Regions from separate parts of the Mus musculus genome. Here region 2 is linked to region 1. A link is a contact called in ENCODE Hi-C data. All regions are on one chromosome and are shown on one strand. The core of a region is the stretch at or near the end of the contact, and the rest is flanking DNA. Distances in the headings are between cores, read along the strand shown. Region 1 overlaps Mertk (MER proto-oncogene tyrosine kinase). Region 2 overlaps Banf2os (a long non-coding RNA gene).

What was found. Hi-C counts contacts between places; a loop is a spot of excess contacts on that map.
Region 2: a loop to region 1 is called in a map of T-helper 1 cell, with 276 times the contacts of the local background. The contact joins two enhancer-like sites. A Hi-C loop is called at or near these places in 4 of 37 maps with a recorded cell type or tissue (T-helper 1 cell, T-helper 17 cell and T-helper 2 cell).

The regions. Positions count from the first base shown.
Region 1 is chr2:128,749,787-128,755,615 of GRCm38, forward strand. Mertk (MER proto-oncogene tyrosine kinase) reads left to right here. Exons shown (of 19, transcript NM_008587.2): 5 at 314-400; 6 at 2,121-2,236. Among named protein-coding and RNA genes, the nearest start is that of Mertk, 54 kb to the left of the region's middle. Within about 2 kb of position 3,870, at least 1 of the 3 ENCODE cell types and tissues checked has a DNase peak (open chromatin) inside an H3K27ac peak, as active enhancers do.
Region 2 is chr2:144,140,220-144,146,433 of GRCm38, forward strand. The region is part of intron 2 of Banf2os (a long non-coding RNA gene); the gene reads right to left. It also overlaps the pseudogene Gm11687. Among named protein-coding and RNA genes, the nearest start is that of Gm5535, 46 kb to the right of the region's middle. Within about 2 kb of position 3,937, at least 1 of the 3 ENCODE cell types and tissues checked has a DNase peak (open chromatin) inside an H3K27ac peak, as active enhancers do.

The DNA of each region.
Region 1 (5,829 bases), core at 2,620-5,119:
AGAGCTACATAGATAGACTGTGTCTCAACCTCTTCCCCACTGGACTCAAAAAAGTCTGAGCAACTCTACCTGGCATTCAGGGATTGAAAGGCTGAAACCAGCTGCCTCTAGGGCCAGGGCTGCCCTGCTCCAGGCACCTGTGGTTTCTTCTCAGTTGGTTTTCCTATAACTATCATGCTTTTTTCTTTAGATTAATTTTACATTTTAGGCTAGACGCTATGAACCAAGAAATAAAAGCTGCCAAAGCCACGGGTCTCTAGCTCAGGACAATCTGCTTATCTGCCTGAATCTCACGAGTGCCCTTCCATCTCAGGTCTGACAGAGACAGCAGTCTTCAGCTGTGAGGCCCACAATGACAAAGGACTGACGGTGTCCAAGGGTGTACATATCAACATCAAAGGTGAGCAGGAAGGCCAGGGCTCTCTAGCAGGTCCTGGGGGCTATGGAGGGACACAGGGTTGCATCTGGCTTACTCCATGACTTTCTCTGTAACATTACTCAAGTCTCTTCTCCTCTTTGATATCAGTGTTGGGAAAAAAGAAACTTGGGACAATTATAAAGTCTACTTATTTTTGAGGCTTGGTTATTTAATCCAAGTAATATAGTCATAGCAGTTCTTGGCACATAGGTCGTTGGTAAGCATTAGCTAGTGTAGTTCTGCTTAGCACAAGAAGAAAATAAGCTAGCCGCTTTACCTCCATTTTCGCCTTCCCATTTCTGCCTTGTGCTTATCCTCATTAACCGTTGAAGAGCCCAGAGGTGGGCTCGTCAGGGCCGCTGCTGCTGAGGACTGACAACGGAGCCTGATCCAAATCTTACAAGAGGGAGACTGACAACTGGGAGCAGAGAGCATGTGGGATCAGTCTGCCTCCTCTTCTCCCTCTCCATCTTACCTCCCATTTTACTAGATGGGAGCTCACTGGACAGTTAGTTGATTGACAGTAACAGAATTTCTACAAGACATTATAGTCCTTCACCCTGTCCTTCAACTCCTGCGTAATAACAGGTATTGACACCCAAAACTTGGAAGGGAAGGAAAACCCACAAGCAAATTATGCTGTATTTAATCTTTATGTCGTCATTCTTTCTCACAGAAACTCAAACATGTTTTATATTTTACTGTCACGTAGCTCTTTAGATAGAGAAGATGAAATGCTGGGTTCATGGTTCTTTCCTACTATCCTCAGGAAATCACAGCAACACAAAGACATGTTGGAATATGCTGAATGATAAGTTAAAGGTTGGGCATGCAGAGAAGGGGATTTAAAACGACGGAAGGAGTTCTAAAGGATTCTGATTTCAGTTTCGGTAAACGGACTGGATGAAGGATATGACATAGCATTTTGTAAAGGTTCATTGCCAAAAAAAAAAAAAAACAAAAAAAACAAACTAAAAGTGACTCCTGGAGGAAGTGTATAACTTCCTTCCTTTTCCACAAATTCTGCTATTACAGTTTCAAAAGGCATGCTGGGAATCTCAGAAATCCATCAGTGGGTGTAGACTTATAAAGACGTATTTACTAAGGCTAAGGTTTAAACTTCTCCGAGTTTAGACATGTATAAAATGGGAAGCATTAAAATGTGTGCTTCATGTAGAATCTCATCTAAACTTTCTTTAAAAACTCTATCCAAACAAACAAACAAAAAAAAAACCAAAAACCTCTATTCTATTTCCAAAGCTTGTGGGATTTCTATGCGTTTATTTTAAGACAAGGTGGCCTTGAACTTCCGGTCCTTCTGCCTTATCTCCCCAACTCTGAGGTCAAACTTGTGTTTCTGACTGACCTTCATTTATCTTAAAGCTTTTTCCAGAATAACCAAGACCCACTTTGCCTAAGCCAGTGGTTCTCAGTCTCCTAATGCTGCCGTCCTTTAACACAGTTCCTCATGTTGTGGTCACCCCCAACTACAAAATTATTTTGTTGCTATTTCATAACCATAATCTTGCTACTGTTATGAATGGTAATATAAATATCTGTGTTTTCCAATGTTAAGCGACTCAGGTGAAAGAGTTGCTTGACCCCCAGAAGGGTCACGACCCACAGGTTGAAACTGGTTGATACTTGAAGCCTCCTGTGGTTTATAATTGTGATGGTGTGTGTGTGTCTTCTTTTTCCATAGTAATCCCCTCCCCGCCCACTGAAGTCCATATCCTCAACAGTACAGCACACAGCATCCTGGTCTCCTGGGTCCCTGGTTTTGATGGCTACTCCCCACTTCAGAACTGCAGCATTCAGGTAAATTTCCAAAATGGAGAGGGAAGGTGCTGAGTGGTGCTCTCTGACTTTCCCTCCTCCTCCCCAGGGTAACCTCTTCCACTCCCCCTCCGTGTCCACCATCACGGGCTGTTTTGATTCTCTGGCCACAGTGCTCCATTGTGGCCCAGGACCCAAGCAAGGGAGAAACATGTTTCCAAGGACAAAGGCCATGAAACCAGGGATAATTCTTTATAAGTTACATAGACACATCCCTGAAGGAGAGCTGGTTTGTGACCAAAGGTCCAGGAGGCTCCACACCTCCCAGAGTGACTTATCCTGGGCTGGTGTTATGGAGGACAGTCATGTGGGTCATGTATGCTGATAGATGAAGCCCCTTAGCTAACATTGTCTCTTGGGGAAAAGGGGGTTGGGGGTTGGGTTTGCTGGACTTGTTCAATCATCAGTTCCTTTTAACATTAGCTAAAGTTACTATGAAACAGGGTTGGGGAAAATATGGGTAGGTCACCCTAAATGATACGTTGTTGTGGTATAAGCTGTATACTCTTGAGTGTTCCTTTCATGAAAACACTATCAGTAACATTGTTATTTAACAAGAGCCCACTGCAACCAAGGCATTCTTCAGATACCTCTTGCTTAAAACAGCACTCACCAAGTCTGTGAGTGACAGGACCAGAAAGAATTCAGGCCCTGAAGATCTGATGCCAAGCAACATCAGAGCTCAGAGGTCCTAACTCCATAGTCAGATCAGACACTGTGTAGGAGCTAGTTAGCAGTCACTCTTGGACTGTCTTCTAATTGTATGAATGTATTCTACCTTGTCCATTGTTATGCATAGGAATGGAATTACTCTTAATTTCCTGAATATCTAGTTTTCTCATTAAAAACTCATTAACCTGTGTATGTGGGGTGGTGGCACATACCTTTAATCCCAGCATTGGAGGTGGGGAGAGGCAGAGGCAGGTGGATCTCTGAGTTAAGGCCAGCCTGGTCTACAGCGTGAGTTCCAAGATACCTAGGGCAACACAGAAACCCAGTATCAAGAAATAAACAATAAGCAAACAAACAAAAGTCATTAACCAGGCCAGCAAGTTGCCACACAAGCCTGAGAGCCTGAGTTTGATCCCAGGGTAGGACAGAACAGAGTCCTGAGCATCCTCTTCTGACCTTTACTTGTGTATCATGGCACATAAGTGTCCCTCCCATGATAATAATACATAAATGAATGAAATTAGATTTTAAAAAGACAAACAAATTAACCTAGCATACTTGTCATGCCAACTCAGTTTGGAGAAGTGACTTCCAGAGAATTTTGTGTTGATCAACCAGATGTTTTTCATACCAACTAGAATTAAGTTCACTGTCCTTGGTGCCTCCTACTCTTATCTGACAGCTGTTCCTTCTCTGAAAAATAAAAACAAACATTATCCCTAAAACCGTCTCCTCGCTGTACGGCTCCCAGCCTTGCTTGGCTCCTGCCTGACTTTGTATGTGAATTTCAGTGCAGTCCTTATGCCTACCGTCTCTCACCAGGAAATCTAATCAACTGATTAATGATTTTTTTTTTAAAAGACAGAGTCAGCTTCTTGTTGTCTATAGTGCCCTTCCTCTCACTGTTGCCAAAAATAACCATGAACTCCTGTTCCTCCTGCTTCTGCCTCCAAAGGGCAGTGTGTGCCGCCACCATGCCTCATTGGAAAAAAATGTACTCTAAGTGTTTATGCTGCACATCTGTGCTAAACATTTCCCTGTAGACATGGCGTTAGCTGTGTTCCAGGGCAGTTTTGATTTGCTGTATTATCATTCATCTCAAGGGGTTTCTCCCTTGGTTTGATTTTGCCTATTTTGTTTTTCTCTCTCTTTCTTTCTCTTTCTTTCTTTCTTTCTTTTTTCCTTCCTTCCTTCCTTCCTTCCTTTCTTCCTCTCTCTCTCTCTCTCTCTCTTTCTTTCCTTCTTTCTTTCTTTCCTTTTTCTTTTTTTTCTTTTACTTTCTTTTTATGTGGGCGCTGCTGATTTGCATGTGGGTCTCCATGCGTGTCCAGTCAGTGTTCTTATCCACTGAGCCTCTTTTTTATTTCTAACATTCCATTAGAAAATACTTAGCATGATTTCAGTCATTTAGCATTTATTAAAGCTTGTTTAATGACATAGCAGATGTCCTATCCTAGAGACTGCCGAGCACTAGAGATGGGGTAAACCAGTTGTAGAAATGTTCTCTGTGTAACAGTTTAGCCTGGTTGGTTCGTTGTCTCACTCTGTCTTATATCCTGTTTGTCTTCTGTCCTAGTATATACTTCTATCTGTAACTATAAGTGAGGAACCTAGGTCTCAACTCTCATTTTTTAAGCCTTTCTCCCTTTAACTCTACCAGTTTTGCTCTATGGGAGTTCAGAGCTCCATTGTTGGGTACAGTGAGGAAATGGTGTTAGTGTTTGTTCTTCGGATATAGCTGGAGTTATAGCCAGCCTTCTGAAAAGCTAAACTGAGGAGCCAGAGAGGGTATGGCAGAACTTCAGGGAGACTCTGAGAGAGAATGGCTCACACTGTGACCTCTTTGAGAGAGTGAGTCTCTGGGTAGGTGTGAGGAGGGGAGGGACAGCTGAATGGCTGGAAGTGCCAGGTCACTCCGAAAGGTGAAGAGTCAAACACCAGCTTCACCCAATCTCTCTGACTTTGCTGTGGCTTTGCATAGCTGTGGACTATATAAAAAAGCATCCCAGGGCAGACAAGGGTAAGCTCCCCTCGGCCACCTTGGACCATGTGGTGCCAGATGTGGTCATTCTGCACTCAAACCATCAGCTAGCTCGGCTCCCCTTCACTCTTTCTCCCTTCTGCCTTTGGTAGATGAGCAAATGACACGGAAAAGCCAATTAAATGACACAAGCAATCTTGATATTTACCTAAATTAAAACCTGGGTTTCATTTTTCTGATCTTCACATTTAATAGAGTGTCCTTTATCTCCTATGATGGCCGCTCATGGGATCTAGAAATTGCGTCCAGCATGTCAGTCCCTTCCCAGAGGGACTGAGCATGGATTTTAGTTCATCACCATTTTAAACTCGGTAGCAAATGAATGGTTTGGATGGGATTCAGGGCTGCACACTTTCCGGACATACCCTTTCACTTCCTTTGATCCTGACTAGAGTTTCTTTCTTCACCCATTTTTTTGGAACACATGTTCCTTTTCTATTTTTAGCTCCCTCATGTGCCTCTTGCCATTCTATGCCCCACTTTTCCCCAGGGTCCACAGAGGAGGGCCATTTTAGAAATCTGACTTTTTTCCCAAGAACCTGCCCGTACATGCTCACAGAAGGTTCCAGAACTGGGATTGGGGCAGAGAGCCAAAGGTTTCTTCCACCTTAGTTTTAGTGGTTGGTCACCAGGAAGTCAGTGCATAGTTTAATATGAAAGAACAAAAAGTCGTTTCTGCCAAAAAGTCACCCTAAGATAAGCACATGGCCCCTGTTTCTCAAACAGTGGTGGCCTCAGCCTCAGGCCAGCTGGTACCTTCCTGTCACCCACAAGGTCTGAGTCAGAGGTGGAATTCAGCCTTCACTCCACCCTCATGGCATCTACCAGGGGACTCCAAAATGTTCCAGAATGTCTATTTATG
Region 2 (6,214 bases), core at 2,687-5,186, about 15 Mb after region 1:
TAATCTGTTTTATTCAAGGTCCATTTGTTCAATGTTAACTTCTAACACTTTTTCACAGAAGAGCAAGGTGTAGCTTAGTTGGTAAAGTGTTTGCCTAGCATGCACAAGGCTCAAGGTTGATCCCCAGTACTGTGGGGGATTTTGTTTGTTGTGTTTTGGTTTTGTTTTAAGGCAGGTGGCACACCCCTGTATCCTCAATGCTCAAAGGTCGAGGGGAAAATGAAGCTCAGGGTCCAGCCTCATCTATGCAGTGAGCTAAAGGCTAGCCTGGGTAGTAAGTAAACCTTGTCTTTAAAAAGAAATCCCAAGGTAGCACGGTGGTGAACGTCTTTAGTTCTATTGCTCTAGAGGCATAGGCAGGAGGAGCTCTGTGAGTTCAAGGCCACCCTGGTCTACACTTAGCTCTAGGACAGCCAGGGATACATAGGGAGACAATAATCAAACAAAACAAACAATAACAAAACCTTCAGAGCAGCATCCAGACTATATTTGGTCTACATATCTGGGTACCATGGCCTCATCAACGTAGTTATTAATGAAGTTAGCCATTACCTCAGGCTGTATAGTGTATGCCACACCCCCTGACCCCCACATAGAAATTGAAGTCCAAAATCCCTATAGTAGCTGGTGAGGTGATGCAAATGAGGGGGCTCACCACTCACACTGAGGAGGAATGGGACCTAGGGCTAGCTGCTGAGTCCTGTCTCAGGGTATCAGGGTGGTTTATGTTTGGCCCCAGGCCTGAGAATATGGTAGATTGAGGCTGCCAGACGCATCAATTCTTTTTCAAGTAATACTGAAATTTAAATTTTTAGATGGCATGGAAAGATCACATGATCTCACCAAATCATTAGTTTCCTTGGTTCATTATCTATGCCTACAGCTTCTCCAAGTGAAGACTCGCTGGCTATAGAGAGGGCAGCTTATCAGGAACAGAACCTCTCTGTGTACCTAGAGTGATGATGTTCTTACTGTAGCCCGAGTCAGAATCGCCTAGAGACGGGGAAGATGCAGACACTGAGCCCCACTTATCACAGACGCCACAATCACGGGTGCTTAGCTCCCTACCTAGGCTGTGATATTTGCATAGAGCCTGCACATCCTCCTGCATACACCCAATCACCTCCAGGTCACTCCTAACATCTGATACAAGTACTGGCCTATAGATGGCTGTTATGCTGCCTTGTCACAGATACTGCCAACCAAGGGCCCAACATAAAACCCATGCACTTGACTGATCAGTCACGAGAGTGTCTTGATGAATTTTTTTTAACTCAACTATACCATTCTTGAGAGTGAATGCTGTAGATGCCAGCCTCGTGTTGCAGTGTCAGAAGGTTGGACACACCTCGATGGACAATGGCACCTCTAACCTCCAATCACACGCTTTACACACAGAATAGGCATGATCTGTTTCTGTCTTCTGTCTGAGATTGGTTCAACCCTCAAATGTAGAACCCTCAGAAGCGCAGGGCTGACTGTACTACACTATGATAAGATACATATGGGTGCATATGCACATATATTTGTAAAACCCTAGAATAGGCCAAAGCCACCATCACAGATGCCAAGGGGCTAACAGGAGCTGCGTTGGGAATATGTTAGAAAGAGGAGACCCTGGAGTTCACCAGCCACTTCTGCAGACAACCAAACTAAGGCCTATAGGACTTCATTCGTAGTAGAGAGTGCTGTACTGTCCTGTCTAAGGACCTGGCCCAGCTAGAACATGCTCACAAAAACCCTCGTGTGAATAAACATCTCACCAGCCTAATTCAAAACACACATCCTTATCCTAAGTCCCCAGTGAATGTGACCTTATCTGAAAAAGTAGAATAATTAAGTTAAAGACTTAAAATCACCTTGCATATGGGCAGAGAACAGGTCAGAGAGGGGGAAAGCCCAATTTCTTATTGTTAGACTGACTCAAGCCCAAGCTGAGAGCCTCCTGGAGTTACCAGAAGCAGGAAGAAACCAGAAGACTCTCTCGGGAGCCTCTGGGGACAGCATGACCCTGGAACCTCTTGCTCTGGGACTCATGGTCCCTGAAGTCTAAGAATACATTTTGATTGTTGAAAACTGGTCACTTCTTACAGTGACTCCAAGAATCTGATACACACTCAGTTGGTGGCTGAAAGTGGGGAGAGGAGGAGACAGGAAGAGCTTGGGAAAGTGGCAGGTGCTGAAGAAGGTAAGCCCAGAGTCAGGGCCTCTTTATATATATATATATATAGCAGACTTAATTCTTTTATTTTTCTTGTATAAAAACCCTTATGTGGTAACCACAGCTGGAGCCTGGGTCCTCTGAACAGAGACTCTGGTGTGGGTTTTCACAAGATGATCCGTGAACTCCTGATAAGGAGACTTGGTGAAGACAGTCTCTTTCCAGAGGTCGGGGGTCAGGTAGCTGTAAGTCTTGGAGATGGCATCAAAGGTGGCCTTGGCAAAGTTGCCCAGGGTGGCAGTGCAGCCTCTGGCTGAAGTGTAGCAGTCATCTATACCGGCCATCATCAGGAGCTTCTTGGGCACAGGAGCAGAGACAATGCCAGTGCCTCTGGGGGCAGGGATGAGACGCACCAGCACAGAGCCACAGCGGCCTGTCACCTTGCATGGAACAGTGTGGGGCTTGCCAATCTTGTTCCCCCAGTAGCCTCTCTGCACAGGGACGATAGAAAGCTTGGCCAAGATGATGGCCCCTCGGATGGCAGTGGCAACCTCCTTGGAGCACTTAACACCAAGACCAATGTGACCATTGTAGTCCCCAATAGCGACGAAAGCCTTGAACCTGGTCCGCTGGCCAGCCCGAGTCTGCTTCTGCACTGGCATGATTTTCAGAACCTCATCCTTTAGGGACGCACCCAGGAAGAAGTCAATGATCTCAGACTCCTTAATAGGCAGGGAAAACAGGTAGATCTCCTCCAAGGACTTGATCTTCATGTCCTTAACCAGGCGGCCCAGCTTGGTGACGGGGATCCACTCCTTGTCTTCAGCTTTACCTCCACGAGCCCCGCGGCCTCGACCACGGCCACGGCCTCGGCCACGAACGCGGCCCCTAAGACCGAATTCCGCCGAATCCTCCGCGGAAGCCGCCGCGGCTTCCTAATCCTGGGCCCCCGGGTCCTCCGGAACCTCCCGCTGCACCGGCGTCATCCGCCATTTGGTGTTTTCCCGAAGAAGAAGAAGGCGAGTCAGGGCCTCTTAAACCACCCGTCTCTCCAGTGCAGCTGCTGTCCTCCGGTCTGTGTTCCCAGACTGAGGTGTAACCTCAAAGCTCCTCCAAGATATTCACTCCACTTCCATAAAGCCTGCTGGAAAGTGTTTGGGAACAAGAGTCCTCTTTTCAAATAGCTGTTACCCCATTATGTGCAGCACAAATTTGGGTCCCTCCAGCTGAACCCTTGGAAATGTTCTGCCTTGCTCGAAACCTCTTCTTAATCAGAAGGGCTCCAGACAACCAAAGTGACTTAGCCACCTCCCAAGAGTCCCTCCTTCTGTTCCAAGAGGCCCATGGAGCAGGCTGTGCCCGTACCGGCTTCTTTCCAGGATGGGATGCCCAGCAAGTCCACGATGCACATTCCTTCTCCCCCACAGCGCTTAGCTCATGCTTTCAGAATCTCCCTGCCAGAGGGAAAAGATGACCTCAAACCCATCTCAGACAATGTGTTCTCTGCCAAGGAAAGGCAAATCTGAGGGGATGGGGCACACAGCCACGTTGCTCCTCAAGAGGCTAGAGAAACTCCAGGTGCCAAATTCACAGTCTTCCTGCTCTGAGAGGTGGGAATGATTTGGAAAGAATCTCCGACCTCTAGAGCTTCTGGCTCTGATACTTTTTTCTTTAAGCTTCAAGTATCTTCTGCATTTTTCTTTCCTTTGGGTGACATTCCATTCCAAGCACTTATCAACACCTGCTCTACTGACCAGTTAGAGCCTCAGCTTATGTCATGAGGGCCCTTTGTCCACTAGCCAGAAGGCAAATAGCTCCCTGAGCCTGGACTAGAAAGCCTGTGACGTGAGCGGAAGCTCCTGGGTCACAGTTAAACCAGAATGAGCTGGAGACAAAGCATCCTCCCTTCCTCTCTTCCTCTCCTCCTCCTCCCTTCTTCCTCTCCTCCTCCTCCCTTCTTCCTCTCCTCCTCCTCCCTTCTTCCTCTCCTCCTCCTCCCCTCCCCTCCTCCCCTTCTTATGACAGCCTCATAGTTAGCTTCTCCTTAATGGGTCAGAAAGGAATCCTGAAGGTTCTCTTCCTTTCTGGAAGGTCCCATGCTCTGTCCCTCGTGTGGCTCCACTTCCAAGCCCAGCATCCCAGTGTTTATCTAACTCTGCAGCAGCTTGTGTTTGGAGCACACTGGGCCATAAAGTTAGGGATGGCCTGCAGCTCTTGGCAATGCTTCTCACAACCTGGTCATTTCTCCTCAGCCCCTCCCCAGCTTCCATCTGACTCTCTCAGACAATAAGCTTGAAGGTGCCATGTGCCGGGCCTGATGGCACCGTCCCTGAACTCCAGTCAGGCCTATGACAAGGGTCCAAAAGGTAACCCACATGCCATCTGTCTAAATATTTAACCATCACAGTCAAGCAATGAACGCTTCAATAAATGGCAGTCCAGGTCCCTTCACTGACCTGAGGGCTATCATGAATCCCAGGACAACAGTCTTAACTTTCCTGTTCTAAGGCTCTGCAGAACTCTACCCCAGGCCACTCAAGCCCAGGCCCTTCCCAGCCCCACCCTATCCCTGCCACTGTAGAGCCTGTTCCAGCTGCAGACAACCCAGCCTTAAACCTGCATTCCACCCACACCTCACACACTTGGCTGTTCTGACTCTAGTCTGCTACCACTCTCTGGGACATGTCTTTGGGGTGGGTAGCATCGGTGTGACCTAGGACATTTTCTCAATGTCTTCCTCTGCCCAGGCTGCCATTGCACAAATATCATAGACCCTGTGGGTGAGCAGAAGACTGGAGATCCTGGGGCATCAGTGAGTGTAACTGCCATGAAGGCCTTGTCTGCTGCCCTATTTACAAGTGGAGAAGCTGAGCTTAGGCCCAAAGAGACAAGGGACTTCAGTAGGTAGTTATATGACACTCTCTGGCTCCTGTCAACTCCTCACCCACCAAAGAGTTCTCCATTCTCACAGCAGGAAATGGAGAATGCCCTCAGTGGTCCTTCCCAGCCCCAGAGCCCTGCTCGGAGATAGCCCATGGGGAGTCCTCCAGGACCACCTGTCCCTCATGTGAGTATTCACAGCCCTCACGATTGCCGAGAAATAAAGTAGCTTCATTTTGCCGTTCTGGAATCAGGAAAGATTTCACTCCAGAAAAGGGCTGGACGGGGCAGGAGACAAAGAAGGAAAGGCGGATTAGACATTCAAGAGTGACTTTCTGTGAGAGGCAGAGGTATCAAGACAGAACAAAAGAAAATAGTTGATCCGTTAACCTCAGGTTACAGGGATGGGCTTCACTGTGAAATTGAAACTGGCCTGGTTAGGAAGTTTAGCTCCCTCCCTGCCAGCCTCACCCCCAGATAACATCTTAGTTTCCCATTAGTGACACACAACGGTGAAGTGGGTGACTCCATTTTGATTGTTAGTCCAGTCCGTTGGGGCCCAGTACAGGGTCTTAGTTTATAACACATGGTTTCTGTACTATTTTTTATAGCATATTTGATCCAAATGTAGTCACATACATACATACATACATACATACATACATACATACATATATACATACATATACACAATACCCAGAACACAGTCAAGCTGCCTGAAGCCAGTCTATATGTGGAGTTGTATTTGAATGATGCACAGTTCTTGAATATAAGTTTGTCTACAGTCTCTGGAAAAAGCCCCAGATGTGGTGGTGCACACCTGTAACCCCCACACTGAGGAGGTGGGGACAGAAGGCTCAGGAATTCATCGGCATCCCCAGCTGTGTAGAAAGCCTGAGACCAGCCTGAGCTAGGTCAAACAGCTCTCTACAAACAAAGATCTCTCAAAAAGGCAGATAGATAGGTGGGTGTGTTGGTACATGCTTTTAATCCCAGTACTCTAGAGACAGAGGCTGGTGGATCTCTGTAAATTAAGCTAGCCTGGTCTATGTTACTTGCAGACCAGTTAGGGCTACAAAATAAAAGGGTAGATACAGGAAAAGAAGCAGTATGGAGACTGTAGCAGATAGGAATGTAAGCCCAGCTCTGGGAGGATCACAGTTCAAAACCAGC